Linked DNA regions of Homo sapiens: region 2 is linked to region 1. Evidence: chromatin contacts called from ENCODE Hi-C or POLR2A ChIA-PET data. All regions are on one chromosome and are shown on one strand. Each heading gives the region's core, a stretch centred on a gene start or an enhancer-like site at or near the end of the contact. The rest is flanking DNA. Distances are from core to core; before and after follow the strand shown. Region 1 overlaps LOC124903529 (a long non-coding RNA gene). Region 2 has its middle 48 kb from the start of C15orf39.

Evidence for each region. A loop is a pair of places that touch in the nucleus more often than their neighbours do. ChIA-PET counts read pairs that join two places held with the same protein, here RNA polymerase II (POLR2A). Pooled maps may share reads with other maps.
Region 2: a loop to region 1 is called in a map of mammary epithelial cell, with 3 times the contacts of the local background. The contact joins two enhancer-like sites. A Hi-C loop is called at or near these places in 6 of 168 maps with a recorded cell type or tissue (CD14-positive monocyte, Caco-2, HepG2 and 3 more) and 4 of 50 pooled maps. POLR2A ChIA-PET finds 5 or more read pairs at or near these places in 15 of 52 experiments (AG04450, Caco-2, GM12878 and 11 more).

The regions. Positions count from the first base shown.
Region 1 is chr15:75,110,590-75,114,186 of GRCh38, forward strand. LOC124903529 (a long non-coding RNA gene) reads left to right here. Exons shown (of 2, transcript XR_007064720.1): 2 at 1-1,739. Among named protein-coding and RNA genes, the nearest start is that of PPCDC, 89 kb to the left of the region's middle. RefSeq lists enhancers at 381-450, 2,376-2,465, 2,496-2,545, 2,566-2,635. Within about 2 kb of position 1,867, at least 4 of the 41 ENCODE cell types and tissues checked have a DNase peak (open chromatin) inside an H3K27ac peak, as active enhancers do; they include CD14-positive monocyte and GM12878, where a contact is called at or near this core.
Region 2 is chr15:75,151,814-75,155,840 of GRCh38, forward strand. No RefSeq gene overlaps it. Among named protein-coding and RNA genes, the nearest start is that of C15orf39, 48 kb to the right of the region's middle. Within about 2 kb of position 1,943, at least 3 of the 41 ENCODE cell types and tissues checked have a DNase peak (open chromatin) inside an H3K27ac peak, as active enhancers do; they include CD14-positive monocyte and GM12878, where a contact is called at or near this core.

The DNA of each region.
Region 1 (3,597 bases), core at 617-3,116:
AAGGGTCTAGGGTGGGGAACAGTGAGTTCTATATAGCAGGGGAGCCAGGACAAGTGCTGTCCATGCTGGAATGCTTCGTTCTGAGCAAGAATGACATCACAGACAACCCCTGCTCCATGCTTATTACCATGGGCTGCCCAAACCCCCACCCACACAGGGAGGGCAGCGGGAGGGGACAGAAATGAATGGGCACAAGCTGTGGCATAAATTCTGGTGGAGGATGGAGGGAAACGATGCCAGAGCATCTAGCCAGGCCATAGCCTCACAAGCTCTGTCCCTGAGACAGGATTTCTGCAACACTGGAGAGGGATGGTACCCAGCCATCCATGACTTCTGTGCCAGGCCCGACTTGTGTTTAATTGTATACATTATTAATGGAACTGGTGGCAAGGGGCTGGGGCTCAGTCTGTGACCAGCATCAGGGCTCAGTCTATGACCAGGTTCAGTGCTTTATCTAGGACCAGGACCAAGACTCATTCTGTGGTAGGATCAGGGCTTAGTGAGTGATCAGGATGAGAGCTCAGTCTGTGACGAGATCATGGGCTCAAGCCTATAGCTCACATTAAGGATCCCCTCCGGGTGGGGCTCAGAGCCAGGGACATTGTGGAAAGTGTCTGAAGGCAAGGTGGGGTCAGCTGGGAGAGAGGGGAGAAGTGGAAGCATGAAGGCCAAGAGGTCCCTGGGCCTGAGGCCAGCTGTGTGAAAACAGAAAAGAGAGTCAGGACTCCAGCTCTGCCACTCACTGGCTGTGTGATTTTGGAGAGTTACTTCCCTTTTTGAGGTCTATGTTGTCTTGTGCGTAAAATGGGAATATTAGGCCGGGCACAGTGACTCACACCTGTAATCCCAGCACTTTGGGAGGCCGAGGCAGGCAGATCACGAAGTCAAGAGATTGAGACCATCCTGGCCAACATGGTGAAACCCCGTCTCTACTAAAAATATAAAAATTAAAGCCCAGGCGAGGTGGCTCACGCCTGTAATCCCAGCACTTCGGGAGGCCGAGGTGGGAGGATCACGAGGTCAGGAGATCAAGACCATCCTGGTTAACACGGTGAAACCCCATCTCTATTAAAAATACAAAAAATTAGCCTGGCATGGTGGTGGGCGCCTGTAGTCCCAGCTGCTGGGGAGGCTGAGACAGGAGAATGGTGTGAACCCAGGAGGCAGAGCTTGCAGTGAGCCAAGACTGCACCACTGTACTCCAACCTGGGCAACAGAGTGAGACTGTCTCAAAAAAGACAAAAAATGAGCTAGGCGTGGTGGCAAGCACCTGTAGTCCCAGCTACTTGGGAGGCTGAGGCAGGAGAATCACTTGAACCCGGGAAGCAGAGGTTGCAGTGAGCCAAGATCACGCCACTGCACTCCAGCCTGGCAACAGATCAAGACTCCGTCTCAAAAAAAAAAAAAGGGGGGGAATATTAGTTAGGTGCAGTGGCTTACAACGTTAATCCAGCACTTTGGGAGGCCAAGGCGGGAGGACAGATTGAGCCTAGGAGATTTGAGACCAGCCTGGGCAACACAGTAAGACCCTGTCTCTATAAAAAATTTAAAAGGTAGCTGGGCATGGTGGGGCCCGCCTGTAGTCCCAGCTACTTGGGCGGCTGAAGCAAGAGGATCGCTTGCGCCCAGTAATTCAAGGTTGCAATGAGCTACAATTGGGCTACTGGGCTCCATCCTGGGTGACAGAGTGCGACCTTGTCTCTGAAAAATAATAATAATAAAATTTTTAAAAGTGGGAATTTTGACTTCTGTTCTGCCTTTGAGATAGAGTCTTGCTCTGAGTCACCAACATGCAAGTTACTATTTCACAAAGCACCAAGAACCCTTATCAATACCTGCCTCCCAAGATTATTCACAGGAGTGAGAATGCACTTCATGAGACAGCAGAAAAAATGGGGAGGGGTTGTTTGCTCAATTTCCAAAGGAGAATTGCTTCAGACAGGAAAATCTCAAAAGGAAACAGCCTTACTGTTGTCATGGCTTCTCCTCACAGTTCTTCTGGTCAGTTTTTATTCCCCAAAATAATGTGTACAGAGTATTTACAGTCAGAGAATGCTAAAGGATTACAACAAAAATAACACGCTCTTTACCCCACGTCAGCCTGCTCGCCAAAAGCAGCCATTTCAACTTATTCAGTTGTTTCTTCTGGTTTTTACTCCCTAAATAAAGCATTGATTTCAATTCTGGTTATCTCCCAAGAGGTCCAATTTAGATGCTGTCTCTAGGGCTCCCTATTGTGACAGAGGAGGTTCACTTACACTCTTTCTCCTCTCCTTTCAATATCATACCACCACAACTCTTGGTTACATTCACAATCACTAAAAAGTGTTTATGGCTGAAACAACTAATATACTATCTTTTTCAATCTCCTTTCCCCCACAGAGTTAATCATTGTCTCATTTTTTTCACTTGCTTATTTTCTTTGACCCATGATTAGATCTTCTGCAAAAGCCCAGTAAGATAATTCTCAATACTGATTTTCACTATCAGTTCCAGTTCCTTAATTTTTTTTTCCCTTGAGACACCCTTTCTGGAGCCCTCAGTTCTCCTGCCTCCATCTGAGCCAGAAGCTTTCCAGATCAGCAGCACAGTCGTCATCCAGAGGCTTCCCTTTGCCAACATTCTGCAACGTCATTTCTTCTCTTTCCTCTATGGATCTCTGATTTTTCTGGGTTCCATTTCTTCTTTCTTGGTTTATGCCCTTTTAGGGTGGAGCACATCCTCCAGTTCCTTCCTGAGGAAGTTTTCACGGAAGACAATTTTTTTTTTTGTCTGAAAATGTCTTATTTTCTACCCTCACACTGGGTTGATACTTTGGCTGGGTATATAATGATTTTCCCTCAGCAACTTTAAGGCATTGTTTCATAAACTTCTAGTTTCTAATATTGCTGTTGAGAGGTCTAATACTGATCTGGCTCAGATTCTCTCTCTCTCTCTTTTTTCCTTTTTTTTTTTTTTTTTGAGATAAGAGTCTTGCTCTCTTGCCCAGGCTGGAGTGCAGTGGCACGATCTCGGCTTACCTCCACCTCCCAGGTTCAAGGGACTTTTGTGCCTCAGCCTCCCAGGGAGCTGGGACTAGCACCACCACACCCAGATAATTTTTGTAATATTCTTCCCCTGAGATGGAGTCTTGCTCTGTCACCCAGGCTGGAGTGCAGTGGTGTGATCTCGGCTCACTGCAACCTCCACCTCCCGGGTTCAAGCAATTCTCCTGCCTCAGCCTCTCGAGTAGCTGGGATTACAGGTATGAGCCACTATGCTACCCATTTTTTTTTTTTTTTTTGAGACAGGGTCTCACTCTGTCGCCCAGGCTGGACTGCAGTGGCACAATCACAGCCCACTGCAGCCTTGACTTCCCAGGATCAAGCAATCCTCCCACTTCAGCCTCCCGAGTAGGTGGGACTACAGGTGTATGCCACCACCCTTGTCTAATTTTTTTAGTTTTTTGTAGAGCTGGGCCTCACCATGTTGCCCAGGCTGTTCTTGAACTCCTGGGCTCAACAATCCTCCCACCTTCGCCTCCCCAAATGCTGGGATAACAGGCATGAGCCACGGGGCCCAGCCAATCTTTAAGTTCTTTAAACAAATGTTTCAGTT
Region 2 (4,027 bases), core at 693-3,192, 41 kb after region 1:
AGAGTTGGCCCATAATATCTTTCTGATGTCACCTCTCAATCTAAGTTGAATCTGGTGCCTCTCCTGGGCTCACACAGCCCCCCTGCTCACTCCCCTCCCTAACAGCCCTGATCCCTCTAAACTGTAAGCCTTTACTCACTTATCTCTCTACCCTCTAGACTGAGCTCCTTGAGGGCTGGGGCAGTCTATCTGTACAACACCATACTTAACACACAGTAAGTACTCATTAAATGTGTGCTGAAATGAACAGAAATAGGAAGGCCTGGTCCAGTTCCCTACATGATTCTGGCCAGAGCAGGGTTTAAACCCATGTCTCTTACTTTAGGGCAAAGACAACCCTTGCTACCCTCTCACTCTCCTGATCGATAGCCAAAGGCTAAAATCAACCCAGATCAAAGCCAAATATAAATTTGTTTTTCTGACCTAGGGCCCAAATTAATGCATTTTGTTTTTCTCAAAGGTACTCTGTTGTTTTCTAGAACAGTTCAAGCCAACTAATCCAAAAATCTTAACACTCAAGGGGGAGTGGGGGCCCTGCTGGGTCACAGGGGGTTCAAACTGGTTCCAGAGGAACTGGTGAGCTGTGGGCAGTCCACATTCTTATGTGTGTGGGGGGGCAGAGGTTGGGGGGTTCAGTGGGGAATGCTGAGGCTGGATTTTACAGGGGTCAGAAAAGGAAGGGAGGATATGGCTTATACTAGTTCTGCCAAATCTACCATGTAACCTCCTTACAGCCATTCATTCATTCATTCACTCACTCATTCATCCATTCAAACAGGGGATGAGGAGGGTGTGCCAAGCACCAGAAAGGAAGGGCACAGGTCTGCTTTCTAGAGCTGCAGTCTCCATGAAAGAGTTTTTGAAGGATGGAATGACCAGGCCTGGGCAAACTGACTTCTGGACAATTCTGGAGTGTGGGTACAGATGATCAGTGCTTGGCTGGTCAGAAAAGGGAAAGCCAGGAATGTGGGGGAGGTGAAAACAAAATGTTTCTATTCTCTAAATTCACAAAAGGGCAGGGAAGGGAGCGGCCAGGCTCAGTGGCTCAAGTCTGTAGTCCCAGCCTTTTGGGAGGTGGCCAAGGTTGGAGGATTGCTTGAGGACAGGAGTTCAAGACCAGCCTGGGCAACATAGCAAGACCCTGTCTCTACCAAAAATACATAAATTAGCAGGGTGTGGTGGCACATGCCTGCAGTCCCAGCTACTATACTCAGGAGGCCGAGTTGGGAGGACTGCTTGAGCCCAGGAGTTTGAGGCTGCAGTGAGCCATGATCGTGCCACTGCACTCCAGCCTGGGTGACAGAGCCAGACTCTGTCTTTTAAAAGCAAGTAAAAAGGCGGGGGGTGGGGGACTGTTTTGAGAACTAGTCTGAAGCCAGGAACAAGTCACACAGACTTATTTTCAACCTGGTCCAATCAGTCATTGATCACGTTACTTCAGTCCCCTGAGAGCCAACCAATCAGCAACAGCTTCATTCCAGGGACCATGCTTCTGAGAGCCAGCCAATCAGCAAGGGTCTTACTCCAGTGATTTGCTTCTGAAAGTCAGCCAATCCCTAACTGCCAAGACTGAAAGTCAGCCAATCTGCACACAGTCCAACTTTTGAAAATCAGCGAATTGCTGAATGCCATGCTTTCCATACCCTATATAATATCAGCTCTAGGGTTGCTTTGGATCTGGGGTTTTTGTAAGTAAAGTTAGATTTTTTTTTTTCGGTACTGCAAGTACTGAATTCAGCCTCATTGTCTCTGAAATATATCCTGGAGAAGGAGGACTTGAACTCTTACATGTCCCAGTGGCCCATACGGGGGTCTGTGGTACTGCCCCCTCCCCCCACACACCCCCATCCCAAGGCTGGGCAGGTCCCTGGGCCCCCTGGCCACAGCCACTTCACTAGCAGTTTCAGGGCCTCCTGGCCACTTCTCTAAAATCCCATCCTGTTCTTTCTCCTGTGGTTTCCTGAGAAGTAGGGAGGGAGGCTGTGGTTAAAGAGACTGGGTGGAGGGGGTTTCTCCACAAAGCCTTCCATGGGGCCCACAGGCAAGGGGGAGGGGCTCAGTCTAAGGGGGGTACACTGAGGGGAAGACACAGCCTGCTCTCCAAGTGGCAGTCTGAGAGGGACACTGATGGATGGGGGGCACATTCCAGGGCATCACGTCTGACTGGGTAACGTAGTCTGATGGGAGAGGCAGGATGCCTAAGTGTGCCCAGGAAAACAACTCTGGTGATCCAAGGCCGCAGAGGGTCAGGTCTATCTTCTGGGGCATGTACTAAGTACTGAGGTGGGTTGGGGACGAGGATGCAGAGAGTAAGTCAGAGAAGGCTTCGTGGTGGAAGTGAAGCTTAGGGCCAGAGCGCCTCCCCCAGCCATGCTGCTGGGTCAGGGCATGGAAGAGGACAACAGGGCTCACCCCTCTTTCTTCTCCCAATCCTCTCCCGCAGTGTCCCACAGGCCAAGCCTCTGATGAGGTAAACCCAAGGCTGGAGATCCTTTCAGAAGAGAGCTCCTGTGGGCTTTGGAAGAGGGGACCCGGGTTGGCCTGGAAGAAGGGTGGGATGGGCCACTGAGAGTGGCTGGAGCAATAAACAGAATGAGGTTGCTGTGAAGGTTCCGGATCCTTTGCCGGCTCTGCCCCGTCCCACCCCTTCCCAAACACCGTCTCCACCCCTCCCCTCCCCGGCAGAACCCAGTCTTCTCTGTGCAGTGGGTACAGTACCCACCCATGCCCCCTCCCATGCCCAGCAGTCTGGCTGGGGTGCTCTGTCCTTGGCCTCTCCACCCCCACCGTCATCCCCATGCAAACCTCAAAGAGGCTGACTTGGCGTAGCATTTGCCTGCACTTACCTGTGGCTCTTCTGTTTGGAGCCAGCCAGAAACTCCTGAGTTTGGTTCCAAGGTGCTCTACCCCTCCTGCCTGCGGGAGGACTAGGTTCCTCAATCCTTCTCCTGAGGTCAGGCTGGGACTAGAGTGAGGCAAGCAAGGTGCCTAGGGCAAAATTTTAAGGAGGCTTGCCCTCCCAGGTGCACCTGAATGGCCCTGAGGGCCAGTGCCCCCTTAAATTGTGGGCCCTTAGGTGCCTCCTTGCTTTACCCACCATGCCCCCAGCCAGCCCTGACCCTGCTGGGTGTTCTGGCCTCGAGAGTCTGAAATCTTATAAAATATGCCCTAAAAGCTGGTAGTCCGGAGTCCTTGGGCTGGCCTGGGCAGCCAGGTGCCTGTCCTCCCCATCTCCTGCCCTTAGCCCTTTTGGGAGAGGAAGCCAGAAGTGCTGAAGCCTGGGGCGGCTGGGACTGCGAGATCGGTATAAGGATGGGGGACCTCCACCCTCAAGGAACTGAAAACCATGTGGAAGGAACAGAATGGTCTGCCCGCAGGGGAAACCAAGCAAACCAGGCCTTTGATTGGGACCAAAGACAGATGTGAAACCCAGGACTCTGAGCTGACCTTGACTCCACCGAGCTCTGCCCTGGGGATCACCGGGCACCTCCAAGAGAGATCTGAATGGCTCTGGGAGATGCCAGGCTGAAACAGGGGACTTAGGTCCCAGGTCTCTGATGGAAATTAGCTGTGGAAGGGGACAGGTGTGAGCACCAGGAAAGATAAGGCAGTAAGGGACCCTGCCTGTGTGTGTCAGGAGCAGGGATCTGAGAGGGGTCTCCCACATCTCCATGCCCAGGCCTCAGTACTTGGGGGGGTCCCTGGGGCAACCCTCCCCCTATCTCGGCCACTGGGGCTGGGGCCTGTGCCCTGGGTCCTCTCTGCAGGTAGCATGGTCATGCCAGAGCCCTTGGGCATCCTTTCAAAACTTACCTTGAGCCAGGAGCCTCCCTGTTGAGATCTTTGTCTAATTGGGTCTTGGGGTGTCCCTTGGAGAGGTACCATAAGCCGAGATAGCCGCTCTCTAAGGGGCGAGGGGAGTTAGGGTTGGGCGTGTGTCAGGTGAGACACATGGAATAACAGGAGCCTTTCATTACTCACAGATCCATGAGAGAAGCCAGCGCCGATGAGGGCCAACAGGAATCCC